2 separate regions of the Homo sapiens genome follow, and region 2 is linked to region 1. The links are chromatin contacts, found by Hi-C or POLR2A ChIA-PET in ENCODE. All regions are on one chromosome and are shown on one strand. The core of a region is the stretch at or near the end of the contact, and the rest is flanking DNA. Distances in the headings are between cores, read along the strand shown. Region 1 overlaps AP1S3 (adaptor related protein complex 1 subunit sigma 3). Region 2 overlaps WDFY1 (WD repeat and FYVE domain containing 1).

Region 1 (7,900 bases), core at 2,071-4,570:
AACCGAGAGACCCAGCTGCCCTCTTCTTTCTGCTAGATCAATTATAAAAATGTTACACACGACTTGTCGGAGCACTCATTCCTCCAGGGCTCCATGGTTTACCTTTGAATGTCAGGATGAGCCCTTAAAACAATTATCCTGACGTCCTTCCTCTAAGCGCATCTGAAAGCCACAAGACTATCTTTCCAAGGCTACTCCCTCTCAACCCCTCTCCCTTGCGTCTGAACCCCCATCCGAGGGGCTTTCTGAAAAGTGGAAAGGAGGGACGTTCACTGTTTCTTCAGCAGCATGGCATATTCACCTTCTCAAAGGACTCCAGCCAAATCCAGTTCCCTCTTCCAGAAGCCAAGCTGCCTTCTCCCTAAAAAGGCCATCTGCAGGCCAGGCGCAGTGGCTCACGCCCATAATCCCAACACTTCCAAGGTGGGCGGATAACCTGAGGTCAGGAGTTGGAGACCAGGCTGACCAATATGGAGAAACCCCATCTCTACTACAAATACAAAATTAGCCGGGCGTGGTGGCACATGCCTGTAATCCCAGCTACTCAGGAGGCTGAGGCAGGAGAATTGCTTGAACCCAGGAGGTAGAGGTTGCGATGAGCCGAGATTGAGGCACTGCACTCCAGCCTGGGCAACAAGAGAGAAACTCCATCTCAAAAATTAAAAAAAAATTTTAAAAATTTATAAAGGCCATCTGCTGAAGCCTTTTGTAATGTATCCTTAGTATAGATTTTACCAGCATGCTCTGGGTAGAAATAAGATTTGCCAGACGGAAGTTTCCCAGACACTTTTTACACATGTTCTTAGGATGAAGATTCACTGACATCTGCCAGTCTTCTAATTTAGCGACCCTTTGAAACAAATGTTACATTCCACAAATTTAAATGTTAGCTTTTTCAAGCTTGCTGCATGCCATCCAGCCAAAATGGTGTAACTCAATCACTGTTCCGGATTTCATCCAGGGCCTGCTGGGCATTTATCACTAGGCCAGGCAGAAGGGGCCAGGAGGCGCCAGGAGGCAGTGGAATAGCTTGATTGTTAAGTGGGAAAACTTTGGTAATCAGTAGCTTGAGAGCTTGTATTTAAATCCCGGCTCTGTCATTTATGAGCTAAGTCGATGTGAAAAAGTTACCTGATCTTTGTAGTCTCCTTATCAACAAAATAGGAAAAACAATGATAAGGACCTCAGTGATGCTGGGAGAACAAAATGATATTACATATGTCAACCTCTATAGTGTAGAGTCCAGCAAAGAATGAGCATTCAGTAAATGTCTGTAATCATTAATAAATTACCCAGGCCAGTCACGGTGGCTCACGCCTGTAATCCCAGCACTTTGGGTGGCCGAGGTGGGCAGATCACCTGAGGTCAAGAGATCGAGATCAGCCTGGCCAACATGGCGAAAGCCCTTCTCTACTAAAAATACAAAAATTAGCCAGACGCGGTGGCAGGCATCTGTAATCCCAGCTACTCGGGAGGCTGAGGCAGGAGAATCGCTTGAACCCAGGAGGTGGAGGATGCAGTGAGCCAAGATCGCATCATTGCACTCCAGCCTGGGCAACACAGAGAGACTCCATCTCAAAAAAATTAATTAATATAAAATAAATTATCCAGGGGCCAGCCCCTCACATTTATACTCCCATTTATCTTCATCAAGGCAGGCAAAAACAATCTCTGCTTCCCCATTCAGAATCATCCCATTACTACCCCATTATTTATTTCACTAACAGTTTCCATGTTCTGATGGGAAGAGCCTCTGACAGCCATTTCACAGGTACCCCAGAAGGACATTCTTGGGAAACAACAAACTATTTGCTGTCTAGCTGACTTACTTACCTTGTCTCCTTAATCGCCTGGTCTCATCAGTCACCTTTCCATTATTATTATTTAAATAATAAGTTTATCCCAGAAACAGCAGGGATATACTTAGAGATGAGTAATCTGGAGTTCCTTTCTTTTTCTCTTGACCACTGACCAATGGTCTTCTGATCATGTATTTATTCAAGTTCCCTGTAAGGTGTTTACTTCAGGGTTCCCCATTTTTTCACTTATGGGTGTGTATTCTTCTAGCATCCTTTTTCTTTTCTCGAGATGGAGTTTCATTCTTGTCACCTAGGCTAGAGTGCAGTGGCGCAATCTCAGCTCACTGCATCCTCCACGTCCTAGGTTCAAGCGATTCTCCCGCCTCAGCCTCCCAAGCAGCTGGGATTACAGGTGCCCGCCACTGCGCCCAGCTAATTTTTGTAGTTTTAGTAGAAACTGGGCTTCACCACGTTGGCCAGGCTGATCTTGAACTCCTGACCTCAGGTGATCCACCGACCTCGGCCTCCCAAAGTGCTGGGATTACAGGCATGAGCCACGGCGCCTGGCCCTCTAACGACTTTTTCTATCATTGAGTGGCAGCAGCAGAATTTTGAATTTTGAGTTTTCACCTTCCCTGCTGATTCCTTAATTGTACTGCATTACTCCTCTAAGGTGAATCACTTTCACTCTTTTCCCACCAGTTTCTACGCACAGTCATAGCACCAGTTAGTGGGGATCGGAAGGCAGGTGTGGCCTGAACCAACTTCCCTCGTCTCTCTCTCCAGACCTCATGTCTTCATATCCAAATGCCTTTCACAGGCTTGGCAGAGGCAGGTAACATATTAAATAAGGGTAAAGATCAGCATCATACAATAGGGGGTGGAGGAGAGAGCAGCAACTATGAATCACAAGCTCCAACGAAAGCCGCAGCCACAGCTCTGCCATAGTCAAGTGTGGCCAAGAAAAACATGTCAATCACTGTTGCTAAGTCTTCAGATTTTTTTCCCAAAAGCCTGAAATCTGGATGATTAGGTGAAATATTGGAGTTGTCTTAACGTTGTCAATTAATAATAATAAAACCTTGTTCAGGCTGACACAGCTCACGCCTGTAATCCCAGCACTTTGGGAGGCTGAGGCAGGTGGGTCACCTGAGATCAGGAGTTCGAGACCAGCCTGGCCAACATGGCACAACCCCGTTTCTACTAAAAATACAAAAATTAGCCGGCCATGGTTATAGGCAGGTGCCTACAATCTCAACTACCTGGGAGGCTGAGGCAGAAGAATCACTTGAACCCGGGGGGCAGGGGTTGCAGTGAGCTGAGATCGTACCTCTTCACTCCAGCCTGGGCCAAAGAGCAAAACTCCGTCTCAAAAAAATAAATAAAATAAAATAAAATAAAACCTTGTTCAAGCTAAACAAAGCACACTGTGTGTGGATGTGGTCTGCAAGCTCTGTTTGGCTGCAGGCCTCATTTGAGGCTGCTGAATCAGATGATAGCTGGAGTCCCTCATCGCACTAACACTCTACAGCTTTGCTTGGCTCAAGAGATTTCTCCTTTCTGTGGCTTCTGAGACTACCTATTTGAGGAAGTGGTCCTCTGACCCAAGAACCTCGCTTCTATATCTCAGCCGAATATTACTGTCAAATCTATTCTGAGGTCAAAGTCTCTCATTTACATATATACATCAAATGTCATAGGTTTTTTTTCCCCTCAAGATTGCCAGCTCAGGTTTCCATGATAAATGAGAGGAAAATTTACATAAAAAATTTAAATCTCCACAATCTCAGAATGTCATTTTTGGCCTGCTGTCAATCTCAGAATCTCAGGTAGGCCTGTCATGTCAGCCTTTTTCCTGAAATAAAATGTTGAAAAGACACTGGCCAACATATTTCAATTATTTTCCTAATCCTTGCACACCATCTGGTGGCAGAACTAGCTACTGTGAAATGTTCAGGGAAAGGCAAATTAAGTGGATCTGAGGGGGCAGAACAGAGCTAGGAAGAACAGGATAAGAGGAACAACAATAAGGGGAAAAAAATGGAATAACACAGAAACAAACTGTTGACATGTATTAAGTCCATGCCAGCTACAAGTAACCTGCAGAATAAAAGGTTAACTGCTATGAATTATTAAGTAGCCACTTACGTGAAATGTGAACATTCTCTCTATAAAGACAATTCCTCATAAAATTGTCTGTCTGTTATCCATCCACCTGTATGGCACAGTAAAATTTAATGGAAGAAAAGAAGGAAGGAAGGATAGACAGGTAGTTACACTGAAAGGACAGAATAATCCACTTGCTATGAATTGAATTGTGTCCCCTAAATTCATATGTTACAGTCCTAACCCCCCAGTACTTCAGAATTCAACTTTATTTGGACATAGATGTTGCAGCTGGGTGCAGTGGCTCATGCCTATAATCCTAGCACTTTGGGAGGCCAAGGTGGGCAGATCACCTGAGGTCCGGAGTTTGAGACCAGCCTGGCCAACGTGGTGCAGCCCCATCTCTACTAAAAATACAAAAATTAGCTGGGTGTGGTAGCTGGTACCTGTAATCTCACCTACTCAGGAGGCTGAGACAGGAGAATCACTTGAACCCAGGAGGCGGAGGTTGCATGGAGCGAGATTGCGCCACTGCACTCCAGCCTGGGCAACAAGAGTGAAACTCCATTTCAAAATAAAAAGAGAGAGAGGGAGATAAGAAATAGACATTGCAGATGTAACTTGTTAAGATGAGGTCATACTAGAGTAGGGTGGGCCCCTAGTTCATTGTCACTGGTGGACTCATATAAAAGGGAAATTCGGGCCTAGACACACACACACACACACACACACACACACACACACACACACAAACACCACATGAAGGTGAAGGCAGAGATTGGGGTAATGCAACTGAAGCAAAGGTGCACCAAAGACTGCCCTTAAACCACCGCAAGCCAGGAGAAAGGCAAGCAACCCATTCTCTCTTGAGAGTTCCTAGAAGAAACCATTCTTGCCAGGCTTCTAGCCTCCAGAACTATGAGATGATAAATGTCAGTGTTTAGGCCACCCAGCTCATGGTACTTCCTTATGGCAGCTTAGCAAAGCAATCCACCATATATCTCTGGCTTTGAATTTTATGCCTTTTATTTTTAATCTCAAAAATCATCACTGTTGTTTTCTATCTCATTACAATTCCATATTATAAAACCAGATCATCTACATTCCAAAGATAAAGTCAGCAGATTCCATTCAACTTAGCAAATATTTATTTAGTAGCTACCACAGTGAGGTATTTAAAATGAAATAATAACTCATTCCTAGACTCACAAAATTCTAGCATTAGAAAGGACAATAAAGCTGATTAGGTACAACACTTCTCATCCTAAAACTGAAGAAATCTTCTCATGAACCTAGGTGAAAAAAATCTTCAACAAAATATTAGCAATTCAAATCCAATAATATATAAATAGAATTACACACTACAAGCAAGTGGGATTTATCCCAGAATGCAAAGCCAGATCAGCATTCAAAAATCAATTAATGTATGGCCAGGTGTGGTGGCTCACACCTGTAATCCCAGCACTTCCCGAAGTGGGGCAAGGAGGGCGGATCACTTGAGGTCAGGAGTTCGAGACCAGCCTGATCAATGTGGCAAAACCCCATCTCTACTATAAATACGAAAATTAGCCAGGCATGGTGGCACACACCTCTAATCCCAGCTACTCGGGATGCTGAGACAAATGAATTGCTTCAACCCAGGAGGCGGAGGCTGCAGTGAGCTGAGATCGTACCACTGCACTCCAGCCTGGGCAACAAAGCGAGATTGCGTCTAAAAAAAAAAAAAAAAGAAAAAAAATCAATCAATGTAGTCCAAGTATGATGGCTCATATCTGTAATCCCAGAGCTTCAGGAGGCTGAGGCAAAAGGATCACTTGAGGTCAGGAGTTTGAGACCAGCCTGAGCAACATATCGAGAACCCATCCTTACAGAAAATAAATAAATAGCCAGGCATGGTGACGCACACTTGTAGTACTACATACTCAGGAGGCTGAGGTGGGAGGGTCACTTAAGCCTGAGTTCAAGGCTGCAATGAGCTATGATCAGGCCACTGCACTTCAGTCTGGTGACAGAGCAAGACCCTGTCTCTTTAAAAAAAAAATCAATTAATATAATTTATCACACCAACAGGCTAAAAAAGAAAAATCACATGATTATATCAACAGATACAGAAAAAGCATTTGAGAAAACTGAACATCAATTCATGATAAAACTTCTTAGCAAACTAGGAAGAGAGAGGAATGCCCCCAACTTGATAAAGAACATTTACAAAAAACTACAATTAACATTATACTTAATGATGATATACTAGAAGCTTTCCCTTTCAGGTCAGGAACAAGGCAGGGATGAACTCTCTCATTACTGCTTTTCAATATCATACTAGTCCTAGCTAATGCAATAGGACAAGAAAGGGAAATAAAAGTATACAAATAGGGAAGAAAGAAAACTGAAGAAATCAAGGCCCAGAGACCTGGTGATTATACCTTCAGTGGTACAGTTTGAGGCAGAATTAAGATGATCTCCACATTCCCAGCCCAAGGCTATTTGCACTTAGCATCTGACACTTTTTCTCATCCACCAAAGCTAAAACCCCTACTGTTCATTTTTTCCAGTTATGCAAATAATTATAACCAGAGAAGTCTTTTGCTAATACCAGAGACCTATGTATAACAGTCGATGGTTGACATATGTAGGGCATGCGTCAGACACCATGGAAGAAGCACATTACACACAGTACTTCATTTAATCTTCCTCATAACCATGAGAAGTAGATACTATTATTATTCCCACTTGATAAGGACTCTAGGGCTTAAAAAAGTTAAGTACCTTGTTCCAGATCGACGAGCTAGAAGGTTTCAGAGCTGGGCTTTGATTCCAGAGCCCATTCTCTTAACAGCAATGCAACATTGCCTCCTTGAGCAGAAAGCAAAGAGATATACGCTGGCACCAGTTAGACTGGCCTTGCCCACTTTTAAAGTCACTATGATATTGAACCACCCATATAATGAGAAGGTAGCTCTCTTTTTTCTTTTTTTGAGACAGTGCCTCACTCTATTGTCCAGGCTGGAGTGCAGTGGCGCTGCAATCTCCACCTGCTGGGATCAAGCAATTCTCGTGCCTCAGCCTCCCGTGTAGCTGGGATTACAGGCACCCACCAACAAGCCTGGCTAATTTTTGTATTTTCAGTAGAGTGGGGTTTCACCATGTTGGCCAGGCTGGTCTCGAACTCCTGACTCCAAGTGGTCTGCCCGCCTCGGCCTCCCAAAGTGCTGGGATTACAGGCGTGAGCCACTGCACCCGGCCCATGAGAGAGTAACACTTAAAGCTCCCTCTGCCCCATCTAATACTAACGGTTTCTGTGACCACCATAAAAACAAGCAGAGAGGCCAAAAGGCCTAGGCTTACAGAGACTAAGAAGAAATAAAAATTCAACTGACGACAATAATGACACTAGTACTGAGTCATTCTGTGTCACTAGTATTACATTTATCACAGAAGTGACAATAAAATAGGTAGAAAAAGCTCTAAGTAAAGTTTTTGAACTGTCAACATTTTGCAAAAGATATCTGAGGCCATCTAACTAGTTTAGCTTGATCAAACGTGGGCTCTTATCTCTTCCTAGAGAGTGATGAGGAACTTAGAAAAGATTGTTTGTATATCTCTACTGAGGGTCTGGAACGTTATTGAGAGGAGGAGCCATTACTTCCTTTGAGATTTTAAGATAACTAAACAGACCTTGTATTGGCAGGGAAATCCCTGTTTCTAAGAGAAATGAGATGGGAGGATGGTAAGGAAGGAGGGGAGGAAGGTACAGTCACTATCTGCTGGGCTTTCTTCCTTATTAAGAAAGCATCCAGTTTTATTTTATTTTTTTTTTTTGGAGACAGAGTCTCACTGTTTTGCCCAGGCTGGAGTGCAGTGGTGTGATCTTGGCTCACTGCAGCATCCACCTCCCTGGTTCAAGCAATTCTCCTGCCTCAACCTCCCGAGTAGCTGGGATTATAGGCACCTGCCAGCATACCCAGCTAATTTTTTTGTATTTTTAGTAGAGGCAG
Region 2 (7,900 bases), core at 4,949-7,448, 99 kb after region 1:
CACTAACTGCTGCACTCGTCACACTGCACTAGTATATAAAATGCTATACATTCTGTAACCTACTAGTTTTAAAATAAAGTTCTCTTTTCAAGAAGATTCATTCTAATTATTGTTACTTCCTCATTTATATTTTGTGCCTACTTCCAAAAAAGGATCCCTTCTCATTATGATCTGGCAGGGAAGCAAATCTGCTTCCAACTCGACAGCGTAGTGGTTGAAGCCACAGTGGGTAGTAAATGCTCCAGTTAGTATTGACAGGGGACTTGGAGAGAAATTCCAGGCAAGCATTGCAGAGCTAGAGGATCTGGGATCAATCCTCTATGCCCTGGTCTAAGAAAGTCCTATAAAACCCTAAAGGCCAGGCACGGTGGCTCATGCCTGTAATCCCAGCACTTTGGGAAGCTGAGGCGGGCGGATCACTTGAGGTCAGGGGCTCGTGACCAGCCTGGTCAACATGGTGAAACCCTGTCTCTACTAAAAATATAAAATATTAGCCAGGTACAGGTATGGTGGCATAAGCCTGTCACCCCAGATACCTGGGAGGCTGAGGTGGGAGAATCACTTGAAACTAGGATGCGAAGGTTGCAGTGAGCCGAGATCGCACCACTGCACTCCAGCCTGAGTGACAGAGCTAGACTCCGTCTCAAAAAAAAAAAAAGCCCAAAAATCCTAAGGCAGGGTCAGAACCTTATAGATTATAGCCTGTTTATCCTTGCAATACATTTTCTCAGTTATTAAAAAACAAACAAACAAAAAAACCCACTAAAAATAATGCATCTTTTTGACACAATTTGCCTTCCTGTCTCTTCTACAGACGCAGTGAATTGTGCACACAGGAAATGCCTTGATTGATGGGACTATTTTTTCTTTCCCTAGATAGAGAAATACACTCCACAGTGATGCACTTTGACGGTAGGAATCCCACTTCTACTTTCTAAGTACTTTTTCTAAAAGAATTTACCAACGATAAAAAGAGCAGGTTAAAATCTAAGTTGTGAAACCCTCGGGAAAGCCACCAGCAGTGCTGGGCACCAACAGTCTCCTCCCCTCATCATCCAGGGAATACAGCCTTTCTCTGAGTTTTCCGCTCTCTCAGAATAAGACTGAAAAATAATAGGCCAAGAGCCAAGAACAGTTTACTAGCTTTTCTTGCTGCATATAACTAGTAGCTGATAAACGTAAAACACAGTTCGAATAAATCTTTGCAAATATAGTATTATGCATCCTATAATTTATATATATATATACATATTTTTTAGATGGAGTTTTGCTCGTCGCCCAGGTTGGAGCGCAGTGGTGCAAGCTTGGCTCACTGCAACCTCTGCCTCCTGGGTTCAAGTGATTCTCCTGCCTCAGCCTCCCAAGTAGCTGGGATTATAGGCACCTGCCACCATGCCTGGCTAATTTTTATATTTTTTAGTAGAGACTGGGTTTCACCATGTTGGCCAGGCTGGACTCCAACTCCTGACCTCAGGTGATCCACCCACCTCAGCCTCCCAAAGCGCTGGGATTACAGGCATGAGCCACTGCGCTGGCCACATCCTATACTATTGAGCCAATGTATCTGTGTTTAATAATAAAATATTCTAAGCCTTACCAAATAATTTTTAGAAAATTCAAAAAGAGAAATTAACCAGCAGACATGTAATCCAAATTTCCTCTATCTGACTTGTCTTACAAAGTTACCAAAAAATCTCACAATCAGTACGTCTCTGTATTATGGATTGCATTTTATTATTTATAGGGTAGTCTATTTCTTCCACTAGATTACACATTTCTTGTGGGCAAGTATCTTTGTGTACAGTAGCCATAAAGTCTGGAAATGAGTAATGTCACCATTTAAAAAAAAAATAGATGAAAGCCCCTTGATCACTTCTACTGGAATATGCTAAAAATGAAGGTTTAATCAGTGAGAATCAGACTCACAAAGAATCAGAGACAACACAAAGCAGACACATGTGCAGGGACTGGTGGGAATTCTGCATCAACGCATAATGTCTATTACAATGGTGCACAGCACACTGAACAACATATTGCCATAAAGGACAGGATACTGAACAGATCATGTGATGTCATGCAACACAGTAGGTACTGCAATGCAATATCAATAAGCCATTTATTAAATACATTCACTTGAGTTTCCCGACTGTAAGGACACCCTGTAGGTGCCCAACAAATATTTCTGAAGTTAAACTATAAGTCATTAACATCCCTCATGATCTAAAATCTTCTCTGGAATCAACTTTTTTGCTAACAACATCGTAAGTTGTAGATGTCACTTAGAAAAGAAAGATAATGACAGTACAGGCAGAGATGAGAATGGAAACCTTGATTGGAAATCATTTGACGACATCTATAAAAAGCCTTAAGAATGTATATATCCTTGGACCCAGAAGGTCTATTTCCAGAAATTTGTCTGAAATAAATAATTGATCAATCACACAATGACAAGGTCAAGAATATTCACTGCAGCATTCTTCAAAATATTTAAAAAAGAGAATGTACACAGTGCCTCATGCCTATAATCCCAGCAATTTGGGAGACTGAGGCAGGAGGATTGCTTGAGCCCAGGAGTTTGAGACCAGCCTAGACGATACAGCAAGACCCTGTCTCTACCAAAAAAAAAAAAAAAAAATTGAAAAATAAGCTGTGCATGGTAGTGTATGCCTGTAGCCCCAGCTACTCAGGAAGCTGAAGTGGGAGGATCGCTTAAGCCTGGGAGGTTGAGGCTGCAGAGAGCCAAGATCATGCCACTGCACTCCAGCCTGGGTGACAAAGCAAGACCCTGTCTCAAAAAAAAAAAAGAGAGAGAGAGATTGTTTAGACAATTAGACTGTCTGTCTAAAGAACTGGAAGACAACTGAGAAGTCATTTCATTCCACAATTCCACTTTATGTAGGAGGGAACAGATACTTAGAGAAATTAAGGCACTTAACCAAATAAGGTCTCACAACTAGTTAGTGGCCGAACCAAGTTAGAAATTAGGTCACCTGAAAAGAATACTATGTCGACATGGCCTCAGTGAACTAGAACTCAATGGGAAGTAAAAGCAGAGAAATGGAAATATATTTTCCCAGAAACCTGTCAAGTGTTTAGCTATGTCCCTGACAGCAGTCACTGATGCATCTCTCAGGGTTTCCTACAGGAATGCTACGGGACCACAATGGTGCTTCGGAGGACCTCTATGCAGTCCAAATCACTGGATATGCCAGAAATCTGTCTCAAAGTGTTATCTCAGTGTATTGCTCAAGGCTGAGAACCAGCCTAAACGCTGATTGTATATACTGCATGTCATTGGTAGAAACTCTCAAATGAGCAGAGGAAGCAATGCAAAATGACACAAAGGACCTTGTCAGAAATAACCCATTAGCAGAAGGGGAAGCTGGGACTGTCTGCACCTGGACCAGCATTTACAGCTTGCGGGGTGAAAAGCCAAGAAGAAGCCAGGTTCCTGGGGGTCTCCCCCGATCAGCCTGGACTTGCCCTTGTCTCTTACCTCTTCTCTGCTAACATCCATGTTCCACACTGCAATTCCGCCGTCCGAGGAACAGGAGACGAGCTGCCTGGTGAGCTGAAGGTAGCACAGCGACTGCACCTTGTCACTGCAAACAGCACACACAACAGTCACTTGTCTCCATGCGGAAAAACACAGGAACTGTCTTCATTTAGGCTCAAATTGCTCTCCTCATTAAAATCAGCAAGTGGTATTTTACCACTGACTATTTAGCATGGTAAAATGAATTCTAGTATAAACTTTACTTGGCATTTTATAACTCATAATACAGAATGATACTTTCTATAAAATATATGACTACTTTCAAATCGGTCATTAAGAATTGTAGGCCAGAGATTTGATGAGGGCTATGGTTTTTGGGACCAATCAACATGATTTCCCTTTCAGATGCATAAGATTTACCTACTTGTTCAGAAACAAGAACGAAGGAGGTATAACTCCCCTACTGACCACAATTCATATGAACAAGGAGTCAAACACCACAAAGATCACTAGTGTGCACACACAAACACACACAGACACACACAGATGGGGTAAAGACCTCTGTCCCTCCTGCATGCCTGTCATACTACCCCTTAGGATGCCCAAGGAAACAAGCTCTTGGCCTGTTATACTTGTGTATAATATGTTTCCTCAGCTAATTTTCAGCTTGACTGTGATTATAGTAACAGCTGCAGCCTAGCCAAAAAGGAAAGAAAAGAAAGCAAGGTGAAGATGTATTTCTTTTTCTTTCAGGGCTACAGGGCAAGATCCTAAATATACAATGGTATCACTCAGGTGAATTCCACTGTCAAACTAGACAACATTTCTTAATTTAATATCTTTTAGAATAAAAAAACAAAGAACAAAAAACAAGTTAGGCTCCCAGCTCAACAACAGCTTAGTATCATGTTACATGCAACCTTCCATGGTCAAAGTCCTCACCTGCATCTCTATCCTATGCCTGCCTTAATCAGATATTTCAACAGGGTGACTCCTTGAGAGAAAAAGTGGCAAGTGCTCTTTGGACTAAGGAGGAAGAAAGCCCTGCATTTGTTTTTTTGTTTGTTTGTTTGTTTTGTTTAGTTTTTTGCTACTAAACATCAGACACTCGGGGCTGACAGAAAGCAGTTAAAAGTGAACTGAGCCCTATCAATGATAATTGCCATCTTAGAACGTGGGGTTTGCAGAAAGTGGTATCAGACTATTAATGCCTTTCACTAGCTCCCCACTAACTCGGATTCTTTCCCCACCCCCACAAGTGGTCACGCACTGATGGCCCTGAAGTAACAGCGTCCGGCCTTTCCTTCCTCCGATGTCCCACATGATGATGCTGTTGTCAGATGCTCCTGAGAAGAGTAACCGCTGAATAGGGTCCCACCAGAGGCAGGCGACACTACCTAGGGATTTGTGAGAGAGAGAGAGAGAGGGAGGCAGGGGAGAAGTAAAATATAACTCTACATCAGGACGTATACATTTGACAGCTGAAGACCAAACTAGGAGCAGCTGAGTCTTTAAGCAAAAAGGTATCTTCATGGTGTACAACGGGTCATTCAACCATGCTATCATGAGTCATACAGAAGACACAGCACCATTATCCACAGTCATAAGATTACAATTTTCAATTATGCATCAAACTACTTTGGGCCGGGCATGGTGACTCACACTTGTAATCCCAGCACTTTGGGAGGCCAAGGAGGGCGAATCACTTGAAGCCAGGAGTTCAAGACTAGGCCTGGCCAACATGGTGAAACCCTATCTCTCCAAAAAAACAAATTAGCCAGGCATGGTGGCAGGCGCCTGTAATCCCAGCTACTCGGGAGGCTAAGGTGGGAGAATTGCTTGAACCCAGGAGGTGGAAGTTGCAGTGAGCCAAGATAGCACCACTGCGCTCCAGCCTGGGTGACAGAGTGAGACTCTGTCTCAAAAAAAAAAAAAAAAAAAAAAAAAAAACTGCTTGTAATACAAAGATTTTTAAAGAAGTTTTTCGTTCTTCTGTGACAAAAATTACAAAGTAGCTTACATACAAAATGTTCAGAATGAAGAAAAAAATTGCTACTAATATTTAGTGACAAAAACCAGTAAAGTTTACTGTGTCCAACCTACACAAGATAAAAAATCTAGATTATTCTGGGTCTCTGGGACATGGCAGGTGTTTTACCCCAAGATGTCTATGTTTAAGCAAATTACATTAAGTACCACAGAAAAAAGTCTGTTGTACACTACATAATTATGCCAAGTAATTTATGTGAAAAATCTGAACTTCACATTTCATACTTTATATTGGCTAACTTATCAAATTTGAAACCCTTGGGGAAATCTTTCTTTCTACAGGTATATCTTTCAGTAGGTCCTTTCCTTGTTCATCGACTGCTGTTTGTCTAGAAGAAACATTAATCAACTTAGTAAAACTGAACCAGCCACACAAGCTAATAATAATTTTGGTAGGTATATAGAAAATTAATGATGCCATATTCAAAAGCAAACAGAAACTACTTTATCACATACACTTTCCAAAAACAGAACAAAAGTAGAAACAAATATTCTGCAAAGGCTTCAGGGGTTACTTTCACATGACTTTCGACCCTGTGTAATCTATGTGCCATCCATTTCAGTTAGAGGCTTAAGAGCAGATAAATACGGTCTTTCAGCATGAAAACCAGTACCCATTCTGGTAGTTACTAGAACCCATTCTGCCTTTAGCAACCCTGAAAAAACTGGCGAGCCTGGGGGTCATGAGAGAATTAGTCATAAACAGAAAGTGGTTTCTTCACGGGCCTCTGCTTTCCTGCCCAAAGCTATTTTAACTTGCTGTTCTCTTTTCTTCTTTTCCCCTACAGGGTCCTTGATTTGATATACTCCATTTCACCTAAATAGATTACATAGAAAGCATAGTGTACATTTATTATAACTTGTTACAACTGAAACGCTTACTATGGTCATAAATAAGTCCATCATTGATTCTTTCAGCAACTCCCCAGTTCTCCATAAACCAGATGGCCTCAAAGCTTGTACTTTGTGACATATATCAGAATGTGATCTTGTGATCTGTATGAAAACTGCAATCCATTACAGCTTAGCATCTGACATAGTTTAGACATGTGTCCCCTCTAAATTTCGCATATATATATATATATATATATATATATATATATATATATTTTTTAAGACGGAGTCTCTCTCTGTCACCCAGGTTGGAGTGCAATGGCATGATCTTGGCTCACTGCAACCTCTGCCTCCCGGGTTCAAGAGATTCTCCTGCCTCAGCCTCCCTGAGTAGCTGGGACTACAGGCACCTGCCAACGTCCAGCTAATGTTTTTTGTATTTTTAGTAGAGATGGGGTTTCGCCATGTTGCCAGGCTGGTCTCAAACTCCTGACCTCAAGTGATCTGCCCAACTCAGCCTCCCAAAGTGCTGGGATTACAGGTGTAAGCCAACGGGCCCAGCCTCTAAATTTCATGTTAAACTGTAATCCCCAATGTTGCAGGTGGGGCTTGGTAGTTGGCTCATGGGGGTGGATTTCTCACGAATGGTTTAGTGCCATCCCCTTGGTGCTCTCCTTGAGTCAGTAAATGAGCTCCCTTGAGATATGGTTGTTTAAAAGTGTGTGGCACCCCCACACCCCCACTCCTGCTTTTGTCATGTGATGTGCCTGTTCACACCTCACCTTCTGCTATGACTGTAAGCTTCCTAAGGCCCTCACCAGAAGCATGCCGGCACCATGCTTCCTGTACAGCCTGTAGATCCACGAACCAATTAAACCTCTTTTCTTTATAAATTACCCAGTCTTAGATATTTCTTTACTGCAATGCAAGAATGGCCCAATACAGCATCTAATGAAACCTCTTTATTACACATGTGTATGTGGCGAGTCACTCAATACAATCAATGGACTTTAAAAACCCCTCCACAGAGCTTCACCAACCCACTGCACTACAGAAATGAAATTCCACCCAGTAATTCTTTTCCCTCAGTCCCTACACAGGGTATGTTTCCCAAGCAGAGGCTGAACCAGCCCACACATTTCTTCTAATTGTATTTATCAGGTCTTGCTCAGGGGCTTAGAAACTGACAAATTTTTTTAAAGTAATAACAACAATTCTTCCAAAAGGTTTTTACCAGTTAGAAGTAATTTTAAAGGTCTTCCCAGCACAATAACTTATTTTATTTTTATTTCTATTTTTTTGAGACAGAGTCTCACTCTGTCACCCAGGCAGGAGTGTAGTGCTGTAATCTCGGCTCACTGCAACCTCTGCCCCCCAGGTTCAAGTGATTCTCCTGCCTCAGCCTTCCGAGTAGCTAGGGGTGGAATTACAGGTATGCGCCACCATGCCTGGCTAATTTTTGTATTCTTAGTAGAGAGGCAGTTTTGCTGTGTTGGCCAGGCTGGTCTCGAACTCCTGGCC

What was found. A loop is a pair of places that touch in the nucleus more often than their neighbours do. ChIA-PET counts read pairs that join two places held with the same protein, here RNA polymerase II (POLR2A). Pooled maps may share reads with other maps.
Region 2: a loop to region 1 is called in a pooled map, with 4 times the contacts of the local background. The contact joins two enhancer-like sites. A Hi-C loop is called at or near these places in 1 of 168 maps with a recorded cell type or tissue (B cell), 23 of 37 single-sample maps with no recorded cell type and 7 of 50 pooled maps. POLR2A ChIA-PET finds 5 or more read pairs at or near these places in 4 of 52 experiments (GM10248, OCI-LY7, activated B cell and 1 more).

The regions. Positions count from the first base shown.
Region 1 is chr2:223,794,596-223,802,495 of GRCh38, forward strand. All of the region lies in intron 1 of AP1S3 (adaptor related protein complex 1 subunit sigma 3), which reads right to left. Among named protein-coding and RNA genes, the nearest start is that of AP1S3, 39 kb to the right of the region's middle. RefSeq lists an enhancer at 3,477-3,526. Within about 2 kb of position 3,321, at least 7 of the 41 ENCODE cell types and tissues checked have a DNase peak (open chromatin) inside an H3K27ac peak, as active enhancers do; they include B cell and OCI-LY7, where a contact is called at or near this core.
Region 2 is chr2:223,890,738-223,898,637 of GRCh38, forward strand. WDFY1 (WD repeat and FYVE domain containing 1) reads right to left here. Exons shown (of 12, transcript NM_020830.5): 7 at 4,767-4,893; 8 at 3,497-3,602. Among named protein-coding and RNA genes, the nearest start is that of WDFY1, 51 kb to the right of the region's middle. RefSeq lists enhancers at 4,991-5,050, 5,061-5,210, 5,221-5,280, 6,022-6,081, 6,202-6,401. Within about 2 kb of position 6,199, at least 5 of the 41 ENCODE cell types and tissues checked have a DNase peak (open chromatin) inside an H3K27ac peak, as active enhancers do; they include B cell and OCI-LY7, where a contact is called at or near this core.